2 separate regions of the Homo sapiens genome follow, and region 2 is linked to region 1. The links are chromatin contacts, found by Hi-C or POLR2A ChIA-PET in ENCODE. All regions are on one chromosome and are shown on one strand. Each heading gives the region's core, a stretch centred on a gene start or an enhancer-like site at or near the end of the contact. The rest is flanking DNA. Distances are from core to core; before and after follow the strand shown.

Region 1 (7,460 bases), core at 2,093-4,592:
TTCAATGCCCTCTGTGATCTGCCACATCTCTGAATACTTCACAAGTGACAACACCTCCCAGTCTTTATTCATACTGGTTTTTATCTATCTCAAGTCCTTTCTCTCTTCTTCAAACTCCTACTCATCCCTCCAAACCTAGTTCACATCACTTCTTCTTGGTCTCCTCTGGGACTCACCTCACCCTGACCTCCGAACTCTCCCCCGTCTCTTGATGAACTCTTGCAATGTTCTAACCCAACTCAGAACCGCAGCTGCTTTAGTTGAGCAGATGCCTGAACCTTAGGGGTGGGCTGCCTCTTCTACATAGCTGTTAGTCCCAAAGGAAGAAAGGCAGCCGGGGCCGAAAGCGCCTACCCCGGGGTCTGGCACACAGTCAGCAATCAATGACAGGTAACTGAATTGCTTTTGCAATCCCATGGTGCAACCTGCTCCCCCAAGGACCACGAGCTTCTCGAGGGTAGGGCCCTGACTGCAAGCTGGAACCAAGCACACAGCAGTGTCAGTCACAAGGGAAGTGACTGCCACTGCTGACGATGCACTGCCACACAGTTCCCTTGGATTCTTACAACAGCCCTGGGACCCAGTCCGGGTTGGATTAGCTACCCCATTTTACAGGGAGTGAAATTGAGACTCAGGGAGAAAGGGGCCTCTTTGAGGCCTGAAGCTGGAAAGTGGAGGAGCCGTGGTGTGTATCACAACCCCTCTACTGCAGGAGGTCTGGGTCCCCTCCTCCCCGCCCCCAGGGAGGACCCTCAAAGCTAGACTCCCATAGTTCAGGCTGATGGAAAAAAGGGTGGACTGTGCCCAAACTGCCAGGGCTAGTATTTTGCTGCGTATCCATACACTTCCCAGTAAAAGATGTGTAGCTAGTTTCCGTTTGCTGCAGTCTAACTCTGCCCCGCCAAATTCCTTCACCAACACCCAACCACCCCCTCCTCTCTTGGCAGCCTTGTACACCAAGCCAACCCGCCCAGGGCACACAAAGCTGGATAAAGGGGAGGTATCAGTAGTTGCAAGAAGAAGGAAGAAAGGGAGGAAGGAAGGAAGGAATTATGTTAAAACAATTTTCTTGTTAAAGGAAAGAAAGAGGGAAGAGGAAGAGCAGCTGGAAAAGGAAACTATAAAGGAAACTAAAAAAAACACTATAAAGACATTTCAAATAAGAGACTGAGCAAGTAAAATGTGCAAGAAAGTGCATATACAAAAATACACAAGGATGACTGTGCATGTGCACAGGTATGCTGCGAGAGTGTGCAGGCACAGATTTCTTGAGCCCTGGCCGGCATGCGGGCCCAGGTATGCGAGAGGGGGCAAGAAAGCAGCTGAATAGGGAGTGTGTGTGGGGGTGGAGGGGGTGAGCTGAGTGTGGAAATGAAGGCAAGAGGGTACGAGAAAGTGTGGCCTGTGCCTGGGGCTGAGAATGTAGGGGGTTGTACTTGGGGAGTTACACCTGCTCCTTCTTGAAGCCCTAGGCTCATTCATATAATCAGTAAAAAAACAGGGATTTTCATGCTCCCTGAAGCAAGAGTTAATAAGGAGCTAAGCACAGAAATTTCCTTAGATAGCCTGTCAGAACTCTCTTCTGGATCCCTCAGATCCCCGAAGCCTCCCAAAGGATTCCCCACCAGATCTTCCCTTCTCAGCAGATTCCTCCCCATGAGCACCCGCCTGGAACCACCACCCCACATCCTTTTCTACGCCTCTCACCCCAGTGCACTTCCCTGCTTCTCAGGCCAGATCCGACACCAGATCGCTCTGGATCCCTGCCCCTGTTCCTTCAAAAGTGGAGCCTTCCTCAACCTAATCCAGCCTCCCGGCCCTGCCCTGTGGCCCCTCAGGGAGATCCAGACAACCCCCAGGCTGGGGCAGCCTCCCTCTCCCATTTCACAGCTCAGGCAGGTAGCGCTCCCCACCCCCAACCTGCTCCAACTCAGGGGCCGTGCACTGGGGGGCAGGGGGGCTTGAAATGGGGAGAAAGTCTAGCCCCTCCCCCTCCGGGGTGGAAGAACCAGAGGGGCAGCATTCCAGGGAAATGGGGGGGCGCCTAGCACAGAGAGTGCAGAGACACCAAGAGATGGGTGAGAGACAAGAGGCAGAGACTTAAGGAGGGAGACAGAGACCCAGGGAGAGGAAATAGAGAGACCCAAGCGGAGAGAACAGACTCAGGGACAGGGAACAAGACGACCCAGGGAGACAGAATCGAGAGACCTGGGGAGAAAGAACAGAGTGACCTGGGGAAAAAGAATGGAGACAGCTGGAGAGACCCTGGGATTGCAGGGGCGTGAGATTGGGAGGCACTGACACGGGGAGGCAGAGACGCCGAGGAAAACAGAAAGCAGCCGAGACAGAGACGCCGGCACGGCGATGGGGAGCCGGGACGGGACGGGACGGGACGCGGGGCGGCCACTGAGTGAACTTTCGGAGAGGGTCCGAGTGGCCACGTCCTCACGGGACAGGTCGCTCCAGGGCCTCCAGGGCGTTGCACCCGGTTGGGGGCGGGTACAGCCCGTTCGGCCCCTCCCCATCCCGTGCTCGCGAACGAAGGGGGTGGGGGGGCTTCAAACTCGCGCCCGGCGCAGCCCGGGACCGCACGTGCGCCGGGGCCGCGAGCGAGACCCGGGCGCGCCGGCTGCGGATCCCCCGCCGGCTGGGAGGGGGCGCCTGTGCGGCGGGGGCGGGGGCGCGGCCTGGACCCGCCCGGAGCCCGGGGCTGGGGGGTCTGAGGGCCGCCCCCGGAGCGCGTCCGCGCTAGAAGGGGGGACGAGGCGGGACCGATGAGGGGGAGCAAGAACGCAAACGGGAAACTTTGCGCTGGGTGGGGGGGGCGGGCTGCGGCTAAGGTGCGGTGGAGAGGGAGGGAGGCGGCGAGGGGCGGCGGGGAGCGAGCCAGCCAGCAGCGCTGGGGGCGCGTCTGCCGCGGGGTGAGCGGGGAGGAGCCGCCAGGCTGGGGCGTGGAGGGGGGGCTTCGCCGAGGCTGCGGGCGCGGCAGGTGGGGGCGCGGCCCGGCCTCAGCGGCGCCCTCGTCCCCCCCGGGACCGCCCCCAGCTCCGCCGGGTGGACTAGCGGGGAGGGCAAGGAGAGCGGGGAAGGGACGGGAGCGGAGGGGGCTGGTGGGGGGCCGGGGGGTCACTCACCGCCTATCCAGGGGCCGTCGGTCCGCATGTCCCCCCGCAAGCCGCTAGGGCCGCTGCTCCCACTCCTCTGCCGCCGCCGCCTCCACCTGGTCCCGCTCCCGCCACCGCCACCCGAGCTGGAGCCGGAGCCGGAGCCGGAGCCGGAGCCCGAGCCCGAGCCGGAGCCGAAGCTGGAGCCGCCGCCTCTGCCGCCGCCACCGCTCCCGCCGCTCCCGCGCCAGCTCCAGCCGCGCGCTCCCCTCGCGCTCGCGCCCGCGCCCCTGCCCCTGCCGTGCGCGCCCCCGGCGGCGCCCCTCCCCTCGTGCACTCTCGCTCGTAGAGCCGCGGAGCCGCTGAGGCCCAGACAGGCCACAACCCAACGCCAAGTCGAAACCGACCGGAACCTCAATATTGAACCCGAACCCCAATAATGAACATAGACAGACCAAACTCTGATACTACATCCAGATCCTTCTAGTGGCTCCCAGCCCTAGCATGAACCTAATACCACTCTAGGACCCCATTTCCTCCCCATACAGATCTGAACCTGATACTGAGCCCACACCTTGCCCTAAACCCAATATTGAGTCCAAAGCCCTTAATCTGCCCCCAAATTAGCACAAGTAGTAATTTTGTTGTGAACCTCTATACTGATCCCAAATACCAATTCTGACTCTAAATCTCTTTATTACTTCTACTTGCCCTAACCTTGATAGTGACGCTAGCACCAACGCTGGACCTTAAATGGAACCCTGTACTAATGCTCAGCCCCCAGTCCCTAAATGAACCCTAAAGTCCAAAAGCTACCTTGCTATGGACCCCAGTTATCTCTCTTCTGAACCCCAAGCCTTACATAAAACTCCAGTACTGCTCTCCCATTCCCAGATCAACACCAATGCACTCTGAATTCGATTCTCAATTCCAGAGTTGGGATTGGGTCACCATAAAAGGACCCCCAAACACAGATACTGACCTGAAACCCCACCCAAACTTGAGACCATTTAGGACCCTAAACCAACCCAGCTTTAATAATAATCTTGGAACCCAAGATAAGACTGGCTTTGCAGAAACTCCACACAAAGCCCCTTCATCCTCATGTTCACCCTCCACTTCTCTGACCTAGTGTCAACCCCAAGCAGAGACTGACTAATACCCCAATATTATACCAATTCCAGCTGTGAACCTTACATTGGCCTCGGAATTAAAGACATGATAATGCCCTCTAAATGTAATTTAAATGTCAGTACTGAGTTTCTGACTTCTCATACCAAACTCAAATAATGACCCTAGAAATTTCTGGGTGAAACCAATAACCTACCTGAAGATTTATTCCAAGACCTACTGATCAGAGGGATTTGATGAGCTTCAATCCAAGCGCCCCTGCCTCCAGACCCCGCCCCCACGCAATCCGTGTTAAAACCACTTAAGAGTCAGCCAAAGCCACACCAGCTCTTTCCTATCTACCCCACCCCTCCTCCCCCCGCCGCTTGCTAGGCTTCACCATGAAGGATGGGGGACCTACCCCCACTGCCCTGGGTCAGGTAACTGAGCAGAAAAAGAGATGAGGTTTCTCCTCTGTGGGGTTTCTTCTGTGGGGTCTTTCTGATAACCCTGTAAGTTTGGAGTCAGGTGAGAAATAAAATTTGGAGATCGTTGAGGTGCCTGGATTCAGGGATCACGTGGTAATGTGCAGGGCATGGTTGCTGTGGTGTTCAGGGATCTGGGCTGAGGAATCAGGTTCTGGTAACCACCTGATTCACTGCCTGTTTTTGTCCTGAACTTGAATTCACAAACAGTGCGTGTGCGCCCCCTGGCGTATGAGGAGGGGATGGGACTGGCTCCAGTGATTCTGGACAATTTGGTTTGGATGACAAACGGATCAAAAATGAATATTTCCAGTGAGTGGTTTTTCACCATTGGTAATTTTGGTGCACCACGGGGGAGGTATTGCAAATTTTATGCATCTTTAAGCATTTTTGCCTTTTTTTCCAGAACTTTGAGGATTTAGAGATTCCCTCTCGGCCCCCAAATTTTAAAAGTATACTTTTCAGCCAATTATTCCTGCCCATTGCTGAGTTATTAAAACAGTTCTTTTCCTTGGCTTCATTGGCCCACCCTCTCCTCACTGGCTACTGTCTCTGATTCCTTTACCACCTCGTCTTCTGCTCTTCCGGGACTCTGTCCTAGGCCTCCTCTTTTCTCCTGCTCTGCCCCTTTTCTCTGGATCATCTTGACCACTACCAACCATATGCTGATGACTTCCAAGTCTCTATCTCCAGTCTGGGCCGCTCCTGTGAGCTCCAGATCCATATAACTAAGAGCCTCCTCTGTCCCGCCCACCCCAGATCTGCTTACCTTCAATACTGCCCGTCTCAGGCAGTGGCATCTTCAGCAATTTAATCACTGACATGCAGAGACCTTCCCTCCTGCACCACTGTCCAATCAGTCATCAGTCCTGCAAATTTTGAAAAACAGAGACTAGAGACCATATGGCTCCATGAGGGACACATGCAGAGAGTTTCTGGCTTTTGGGTTTCAGTCCACACACGCACAAAGCCAAACTGGTCCTAACTTCTCTTGCATGCAGTTATAATATAATGCCCCTTAAGACTTGCTCTACTGGCCAGGCATGGTGGCTTACGCCTACAATCCCAGCACTTTGGGGGGCTGAGGCGGGCAGATCACCCGAGGTCAGGAGTTCGAGACCAGCCTGGCCAACATGGTGAAACCCCATCTCTACTAAAAGAAAAAAAAAATACAAAAATTAGCCAGGTGTGCACCTGTAATTCCAGCTACTTGGGAGGCTGGGGCAGGAGAATTGCTTGAACCTGGAAGGCAGAGGTTGCAGTGGAGATTGCTCCACTGCACTCCAGCCTGGGCCACAGAGCAAGACTCTGTTTTAAAAAATAAAATAAAATAAAAGACTTGCTCTACCTTTAGTGTGTTTTGGCACCTCAGAGCCAACTGTACCTGTTTGGAACCATTGTTTCCTCCAGGAAGCCATCCTGGCTGTCACCACTGTTTGTATCTGTGCCTATCTCCCTGACCTGTGGACAGCAGTTCCTTGCAGGCAGGAGAAATGAGTCCACCTTGTTCCCTGTCATATCCCAGTGGCCAGCACAGGGTCCTCACACACAATAGATACTTGATACATATTTGTTAAAGAATGAAGATTGACTTTCCTATCTGTGCTCAAGGAACCATCAGACATAAATGACTAAGTGAGGGAACAGCTCCCTGACCAAGTCTTAGAGCTCATCCAGCCCCAGTCTTCTGTAGCCCTGGCATGCACTAGAAGAGGGGCTCGTGGTGTTCGCTAGCCTGTGTGCCTGCTAGCCTGGGCCTTGGTAGTCCTGAAGCTCTGGCAGCCCTGTTCCCTCTGCCCCGCATTGTCAAGGCTACTGAGCACAGTACTGGAAGGTAGGTGAGCTGGGACCCCTGGCTTCCTGTGGTTGAAGTTAGCAGATGTGCTCACTGCTGTGCCAACCAGTCTCTTGCTCCAAACCCCACAGGGACACAGGGGTCTCAGAATCCTAACCCATTGGCGTCTGCCCTCTCATTCACCCACATGTGGCAAAGTGTTTGTCGAGGCAGGGCAAGAGAATGCCTGTAAGCAGCCTGCCCAGATCTCTGCATGTACGCCATCTGGAACTAGATACAAACCCAAGGTAATGAAACTAGAGGCCTAGGTGCCAAAGCCACATGGATGAGAAGCTCAGGTGGCCGGGCCTGGGAGAGCGTGATAGCTGCTGAAGGAGAAGAGCCAAGGCTCTGTCCAGTTTGCCAAACTGTGAGCACGGGGTCCACGTGGGGCTGCCCTGCTGCCCTGCTCCTGGGCCTGGCGGGGAGGGATGTCCTTGTGCTCATCTGTGAAGGCCGAGTGGCACCATGTGGTCATTGTGTGTCTGCTGTGTTCCAGCCCCAGGGTGCAGGGTGAGGAGAGAGCCAGATGTCAGCTCCCACTCACTGCTCACCCTTTGTCCAGGTCCTGGGCCAACTGGACACTCTCTGCAACTCATGACGTAAATACACCTTTTGGTCATCCCTTAGTTGGTCTAAACCAAATTAAATTCAGCTTGAGTCTCTACCCATCAGATCAGCAAGATTTCCCTATCACTCATGGCTGCCCTTCAGCTCCCTCCGATCATCCATGAACTCCAGGGGTTTGCACAATCCCAGAGATGGTCAGTCCGTGCTCCACAGCCTTGCAGAGAAAGGTGGAAGGATTTTTCAGGCTGCTGCTGCTGCTGTTGCAGACATCAGTGGTCACAGTCACAGGGCTTCCACTATTTTTTGCCCATCTGCAGGGCCTCACTTGTCCAACCTGGTCCTTGGGAAGATAACCCT
Region 2 (7,617 bases), core at 2,779-5,278, 92 kb before region 1:
TCCTTCTTATTGTACTCCCCACTAATTAGGCTTACAACCTTTTAACAAACTATAAATACATTTATTTATAATGTATGAATGCCACAAAGGTAAAGTCTGTTCCATTCACTGATGTATTCCAAGCACCTAGGATAATGACTATCACACAGCAAATGCTCATTAAATATTTGTTGAAGGAGTGGATTAGGTCAAATTTTCTTATCAACACAATGGGCTTCATACATTGTTGTGAGAATTAAGTGAAATACTATATTCCAAATAACTTGCATAGCAGTCATCTAGCCTCATTTAGGATAGTTAAGGATGGCTTCTGAAGGAAATATTTTCAGGGGAGGGCTAAACAATGAGGGGTTAGCCAGGTGGAAGTGGGGGAGAATGTTCCAGAAGAACAGCTTGTAGGAAGATCTGGAGCTGAGATAGAATGGTGAGGCAGGGCCGGGCGCAGTGGCTCATGCCTGTAATCCCAGCACTTTGGGAGGCTGAGGCGGGAGGATCACCCGAGGTCAGGATTTCAAGACCTGCCTGGCCAACATGGTGAAACCCCATCTCTACTAAAAATACAAAAATTAGCCGGGTGTGGTGGCCCATGCCTGTAATCCCAGCTACTTGGGAGACTGAGGCAGAATTGCTTGAACCCAGGAGGCAGAGGTTGCAATGAGCTGAGATCGCCACTACTGCACTCCAGACTGGGTGACAGAGTGAAACTCTGTCTCAAAAACAAAAAACAAAAAAAAACAGGCAAGAAACTTAAAGAATTGATTCTGTGGTGGCTGGAGGGCAGGGGGCAAGAGGGGAGAAGGAAGATAAGGCCACACAGGCCAGGTCCTGCAGAGCCTGGAAAACCATGGGGACAGTGAGGACCTGGCAGGGTCTCCTCAGGACAGTGACTTGGTCATGTCTGCCCTGCGAGGCAGAATCACTCCCACTGTGCTGAGAACGGTTTGGCCCAGGCAGTGCTGGGGCAGACTGCCTGGTAGGAAGCACAGCGGCAGTGCAGGCGAGAGGGAAAGCGGCTTGGGAGACAGCCGTGGAGATGCAGACAACAGGCGTGGAGGCCAAGCAGGCAGGGTGTGACGATGAATGGAGGTGGGGGTGAGCATGCAAGCGATGCCTGCCTGGAATACCAGGTAGGTGGGGTGCCAAGCACTGCAATGGGGGCCCTGGAGGAGGAGCAGGCTTGCAGGGGGGAGTGAGGAGGGAGGGAAGTAGAGGAGAGAGAAGGCTGACACTGGCAATGAAAAGGGCAGGGACTCTGGAGCAGACATCAGCAGATGTGGGTCCCAGCTCTGGCGCTTACCTGCCCTGTGGTCTCTGATGAGTGATTCCACATAAGCCTGTTTCCTCATCTGAGTGCGGAGAGGAGGATCCTTCTGCCGGCTGCTCGCAAGGACTGGTGAGCAGGCCCATCACGCCCTCAGCGCAGAGCCTGCCTGGGGCAGTCCTGACTACCGGTCTTCCTCAAGTGAACACCTGGTACTTACCCCTTACTTGAAAATGTTTAATGGCTTGTTCTTTTATTTAGCAAAAGTTAATCAAATTTTCTAACATCAACAGTCATGTAATGATGGTGCCTTTTTTCTGAATAGAAATATGCCAGGCACCGACCTAGGTGCTAGGGATACCCAGAAGAGACTTGGTGCCAGGCCTCAGTCACTCACAGCCCCCAAGGAGATGGCTGCCAATACTAGAACGCGGTGAAGGACTCAATGGAGGTGGCCCAGGGTGTTAAGAACAGAAGCACTGCACCTGCCAGGGATCCCTGCATCCCTCTGACAATCACCTCAATCCCCTTAGCTGCAAGATCTGACTCCATCCGGCCCACCTTCCTAGCCACGCCTCTCTACTCCAATCTTAATGCACCTCCTGGAGTTTCTCACGAAGTTGGTCTGTGACAAGCTTCCAAGCCTTTGTACATGTTCCATTGGAAAACCTTTCCCTACCTTTAAAAACTAACTGCTACTTTGGCTGGGCATGGCGGCTCATGCTTGTAATTCCAGCACTTTGGGAGACTGAGGTGGGTGGATCACCTGAGATCAGGAGTTCAAGACCAGCCTGGCCAACATGGTGAAACCCCGTCTCTACTAAAAATACAAAAATTACCTGGGCGTGGTGTCGGGCACCTGTAGTTCCAGCTACTCAGGAGGGTAAAGGCAGAAGAATTGCTTGAACCCGGGGGGCAGAGGTTGCAGTGAGCCGAGATCACGCCACTGCACTCCAGCCTTGCGACAGAGTGGGACTCCATCTCAAAAATAAACAAAAAAAAACTAACTGCTACTCATTCTACGAAACACTCTGAATGCCACCTCCTCCAGGAAGCCTTCCCTGGGTCAGATGCTGCCTTGGTGTGGTTGTTGCTGACTTACGCATTTCTCTTCGCAGCTTGTTCTGGGTCTCCTTCATCTGTATCCCTAGAAGTTCCACAATTTGACAACCTGGTAGGACTTGTCTGCTCACCAGTGGAGCAGCTGCACAGCTCAGTGGGTGATGCAGCTGTGTGTCCAGGGGCCAGATGGACACACTGTTTTTTGTGTCCATTATCCACATTGCAATAATTACAGGAGATCTCACTAACCAATTTCCATACATTCAGTCTCTACTGCCACAGGGCCATCCCTCTCCTCCAAGGTAGTGGGAGAGGGGCAGTCCCAATGCCCCGATAGTGCAACCCACAGAATCTTAAAGGGAAAGAGAGGCAAAGGGTATGCTCCCCGGCCTAGGGTGCTCTTCACATGCACTGGTGGCTCTGGCCTGGCTGGCTCTTGGTGGCCTGGTTTTCAGGGTTTATAACCACTCCTTTCTGAAAGTGGGTAGCCATGCCAGGAGCCTACACTGGCACAAATACTTAGGGTACCCTCCCCGTCTCCTCAGGAGCAGGGAATCTCCAGAACCCATCCTAGCTACTGATTTGGCCCAGACTCTTTGGTTCCAGAAACAGCTGAGACAGAGTCCTGGTTTGTAAGAAATCTGATTATTCAAATTTATTACCATCAAGAATTATGCAATGATGCTGTAGTTTTTCTTAACAAATAGAAAACAGACTGTGTACAACAGTGAACTCTACAGCACTAGCATCCACAAGGTAAAAATGAATGTTTCATCATCCAACATTACCAACCCTGGAATGTTGATCTTGACTTAGCCTAGCTAGGTTTGGGGACGTCGGCACCACGTCCCTCAGCTAAAACAGCTATGCACCCTTCCCCGCCCCCACTTACCTATCTAGATAGCGCTGCCCAGAGGAAGAGGCGCTCTCCCTGCCCCTCAGCAAGCTGGGATAATAAGGACTGATTAGAGTACCATTGATAGAAGTCCAGTAGTCTTGCCACATTGGTTTATGAGGGCATCTTGGAGTGGAAAAGAGCGATTATCGGGGGCTTTGAAAACAGCTGCAAACCAGGGAGGAAAATCATCTGGCCCCTGCTCTGAGGACAGACATGTGCTACCAGGCCCACTGGCCTGGACCTGAAAGGCCAGCCACGCCCCCGCTTGGCCCTGAGGTGCATGGGGTGTGGCACACACCCTAACCTGTGCTATTCACCTTGGCCACACAGCCAGACCCCACAGCCTACAAACACCACACCATACTGCAATGCTGGGGACCAAAGCCAGGCTCTGTGGGCCCAGGTCAGCCAGCAGCTCCCTCGGGAACCCCAGGCACACGGAGTTGCTTCCCCTCTTGAGGGTTTGAAGCAGAAGCCAAGGGCTGACTCTTTTTTTTTTTCTTGGGTTTTTTGTTTTTTTTGTTTTTTATTTTTGTGGTTTTTTGTTTTTGTTTTAACCTTTGCAAACACGATGGTGATGAGGAATGCCTTGCCAGGCTCTCCCAGACACATCTGTGGTTCTGGGCTGTGAATGTTAAACACACACTGGGATAGACGACCAGGGATGAGTGTTCCCTATCTTCTCCCCGCCCACCACTGTCAATGTGGCCTAAAAAAAGGCTTTAAAGGGAAAACAAAACTTAAAAAAACATTGAGTTTCCCTGCATTTAGCTGAAACAGGATCTCGTCTGAAGGGCTGGAGGAGCAGCCGGATCAGCACTGCCTCCCGGCCCACGGCCGAGCCTCCGCTCAGGCTGGCAGCCCCAGCTCTGCACGAGGAAGGCAATGTTCTGTCCTTCAGCAGAAGTCATACAAAATAAGGATCCAAAGTGAACTCAAGAAAAAAAAAAACAAAACAAAATAAACCCCAACCCCTACAGTGGCCCATTCTGCAGATACGGATTCGCGAAAGGAAAAATCAGAGGGAAGAGGCTAAAATCCCTCAGTCTACCCCACTTAATGTATTAAAAAGGAGGCTTTGCCCCAACCCCACCCCATGAGAAGAAGCATGAGAAATGCGGGAGCGCAACAGAGAGCTTGAAGCGGGCTCCAGGTGGGTCTGGTGGACAGAAGGGCCACAGTGCCTGCCTGCTGGGCCATCCACTTGCCCAGGGATGTTCTAGGCTCTCTGATTGGTGTGGCAACGTTCCTGAAACGCTGTGATCCCCGTGGGCTGTGCTCTGCCAGTGACAGCATCTGCGTAGGAGGGCTGGACGATGGTCGGTATGGCTCAGAGGAGCTGGGTCCCCTCCGGAGCCCCACGGCGGGGGTGGCGGAGGAGAGGGGAGCGGTAGTTACGTTGCATAGTGGTCAAAGCTGCCGAGGTACTCCAGGGCCGCACGGTAGCACAGCTGATACTGGTCCTGCCAGGATAGGGGGCTGGTCAGTGTGGGTCGCGCCAGTGGACACCCCCACTACACAGCTGACACTCACACTGCAGCCATGGAGTTAGCCTCTGCTGGCCAAGAGCAGGTGCTGGACCCTGGCAGCTACATCAGGCAGTGTGCGGGGGAGCCTGAAAGAGCCTCTGAAGGCTCATCTCTCTCCTGTCATTCTCTCAGGCCCCCACATCTACCTGCCTTCCATCTGCCATCCCAATCATGTTTCTCTGCTCCTGACTGGGCACCCCATAAGGATTGCTCTGTGCAACCTTGCCCAGAGCCAGGCACACCACTGGGGCTCAGCAGAGAGCTGCCGAATGAAAGAACACATCTTACTCATCAATCCCCTGAGCCCCCAGGCAGCACAGGCAATGTTGCAGCATTTTTGTTTTGTTTTGTTTTGTTTTCAGCAACAGGGTCTTGCTCTGCCACCCAGGCTGGAGTGCCGTGGTATAATCATAGCTCACTGCAGCCTCGAACTTCTGACCTCAAGTGATTCTCCCACATCAACCTCCCAAGTAGGTAGGACCATAAGCACACACCACCATGCCTATCGCAGGCCACGTGAAAGGTTGGCAGCATGAATGAATGCACATGCCTGTGGGCATCAAACTGTTGCTAAAGCCTAGGGTTCCCAGCAGCGCTGCTGCCAAGGCCCTGGCCCTGCAGCCTGGTCTGCGTTACCTCTGTCTGCACCATGGCAGGACGCTGTGTACGCAGGGTCTTCACGGTCTGAAACATGTCGACCACGCCCTCGTAGCGCATGCGCTCCAGGACGATGCTCAGAGTGATGAACACCCCGGTGCGGCCCACGCCAGCACTGCTCAGAAACACAGTTGGGTCAGGAGTCCTGCTTGCCTCATGCAGTGGGTCTGCCAGGCCTTCAGGCCCACCCACCCCAGCCCTCCAGGGGGCCAGTCCCACCTGCAGTGCACCGTGATAGGCCCATCCTGTCCAAACTGCTCCTTGGTCTTATGCACCTGCCCGATGAAGTCAATGAATCCCTCGCCTGTCTTGGGCACGCCCTGCTCTGGCCAGTCTGTGAACTGGAACTGCCGGATTGTCCTTGACTGCCCATCCTGGGAAAGGTGGGTGGGGTACATGATTAGAATTCGTGCCTTAGGCAGCCACCCCTCTGGACTAGACCAGGGTAGTACCATGATACAGGCATGCATCTGTGTCACTGCACCCGAGGCCACAGGGGGAGATGTGCTCACACCCTAATACCCACCCACCGCCTCAGATTTCTGAAGCTTGAGCTAAGGTACCATGCAGGCAGCCATCCACCCAGCGTGTGGACAGGCAGCGTTATGGACACACTCAATGCACTCACTCACCCGGGCATCCGTGACCTTGAACTCACGCAGGATATACTGGGGCATGTTGTACTCAGCCATCGGGTCAACAACAAAGTACTGGTAGCGAGCAGAGCGCTCTGCTGGCCAGTACTGGTGGCATTTCTCCTGTGGACAGAGGGTCGGGCCCCCATAATCAGGTGAGAAGGAATAGGGGAGGGGTGCCAGGCTTCACAGGATTCTGGGACAGATGCCTCAGGTAGTAATAACGGGCGCCTGAGGCCATGCTGACAAGCAGCTGGGGTGTCAAAGGAGACAGTAACATAGGCGGCAGCTCCCCCAAGGGTGGCTGGTGTTCTCCCAGGTATGACAGGGGCCCTGGGGGAAAGGGTGGGCTCACCCTGCCCATCTCCCGAAGCTTGGTCAGCATGACGATGATGGTGGAATTGTGCTCCCATAGCATGCGCCAGAAGTCCTCGGTGCTCTCTGCCAGAGGCCCCTGTGTAGCTATGTAGGCCTTCTGCTGTCTGGGGTGGACATAAGACTGGACATGCTGGAGGTGCTGCTGCCCCTAGAGTCTCCCCTTAGGCTGCCTAGCCCCTTGGGGCCCTGCTCAGATCACCCCTCCTCCAGGAAGTCCTCACTGCTCTACCCAGCCCTCTCTGGTCTTCTAGGCTGGCCCTACTCTGCTGCCCACCCCCACCAGCCAGGCACAGGCCTAGGCCCCTGTAGGGCATGGTGGGGCAGTGACATGCATGCTGACCTATAACCATCCAGGAAGCTGGCATTGATGTAGTCAGAGCCCTCCACACCACGGATGGGCTGCAGACACACACGGGTCAATTCGTAGGGCATGATGTTCACCAGCCGGTTCTTGAACTTGTTGCAGGGCAGGTTGGCGCTGATGAAGCGGGACGTGTGGGCCTTGGAGCTGGCCAGCAACTATTGAGAGGCAGGGATTGGTCAGGCCAGGCTTCCTGTGGGGGTGGGGGTCATCTGCATGACCCAGTCTAGGCCCTGGAGCCAAGCAGGCCCACCCGAGCCCCACCTTGAACTCGAGCTCCATGGCGGTCACACTCTCCCCTGGAGGCACTTGGCCCAGCTTCTGGATGTGGGCATACAGGTTGCGGGCAGGCACCTCTGTGTGGCCGCACGTGGCAGCCTCCAGCAGCGCCTCATGGATGAACACGTACTGGTCCTCCGTCTGCACCATGTAGTTCCTCTGTGATCGCATGCAGGTCACGTGGCCATAGATGTCCACCGTCTTCTCGTGCTTCATCCGCTCCAACATGGCATCAATCACGATGAAGCAGCCGGTGCGGCCCACGCCCGCGCTGCAGGACACGGGCTCAGCTTGAGGCACAGGCGCCCCCACCTCCCACCCCACCCACCCCTCTGGGTGGCACTGTACCCTCTCACCTGCAGTGCACCACCATGGGCCCTGCGTCTAGGGGGTTGCAGGCCTTGACCCGTCGTAGGAAGGCCAGGATGGGAGTTGGGTACTCAGGAACTCCATGGTCTGGCCAGGCCATGAACTGAAACTGACGCAGCTCGCGCTTCTCACTGGAGCCACTCTGGGGGACAAAGTGGGGACATACTGGCGACTAGGAGCCTACCTGC

What was found. A loop is a pair of places that touch in the nucleus more often than their neighbours do. ChIA-PET counts read pairs that join two places held with the same protein, here RNA polymerase II (POLR2A). Pooled maps may share reads with other maps.
Region 2: a loop to region 1 is called in a map of pancreas, with 1.9 times the contacts of the local background. The contact joins the enhancer-like site here to the promoter of PTPRF in region 1. A Hi-C loop is called at or near these places in 2 of 168 maps with a recorded cell type or tissue (gastrocnemius medialis and pancreas) and 4 of 50 pooled maps. POLR2A ChIA-PET finds 5 or more read pairs at or near these places in 5 of 52 experiments (H1, MCF 10A, SK-N-SH and 2 more).

What each region holds. Positions count from the first base shown.
Region 1 is chr1:43,526,765-43,534,224 of GRCh38, reverse strand. It overlaps PTPRF (protein tyrosine phosphatase receptor type F), which reads right to left and starts at 3,342. Exons shown (of 34, transcript NM_002840.5): 1 at 3,135-3,342. RefSeq lists enhancers at 294-793, 794-1,295, 1,924-2,496 and a silencer at 2,562-2,631.
Region 2 is chr1:43,619,002-43,626,618 of GRCh38, reverse strand. PTPRF (protein tyrosine phosphatase receptor type F) reads right to left here. Exons shown (of 34, transcript NM_002840.5): 27 at 7,417-7,571; 28 at 7,046-7,331; 29 at 6,761-6,939; 30 at 6,398-6,524; 31 at 6,040-6,165; 32 at 5,627-5,781; 33 at 5,387-5,522; 34 at 2,953-4,684. The coding sequence ends at 4,616. Among named protein-coding and RNA genes, the nearest start is that of KDM4A, 27 kb to the left of the region's middle. RefSeq lists a silencer at 5,926-6,100. Within about 2 kb of position 4,028, at least 2 of the 41 ENCODE cell types and tissues checked have a DNase peak (open chromatin) inside an H3K27ac peak, as active enhancers do.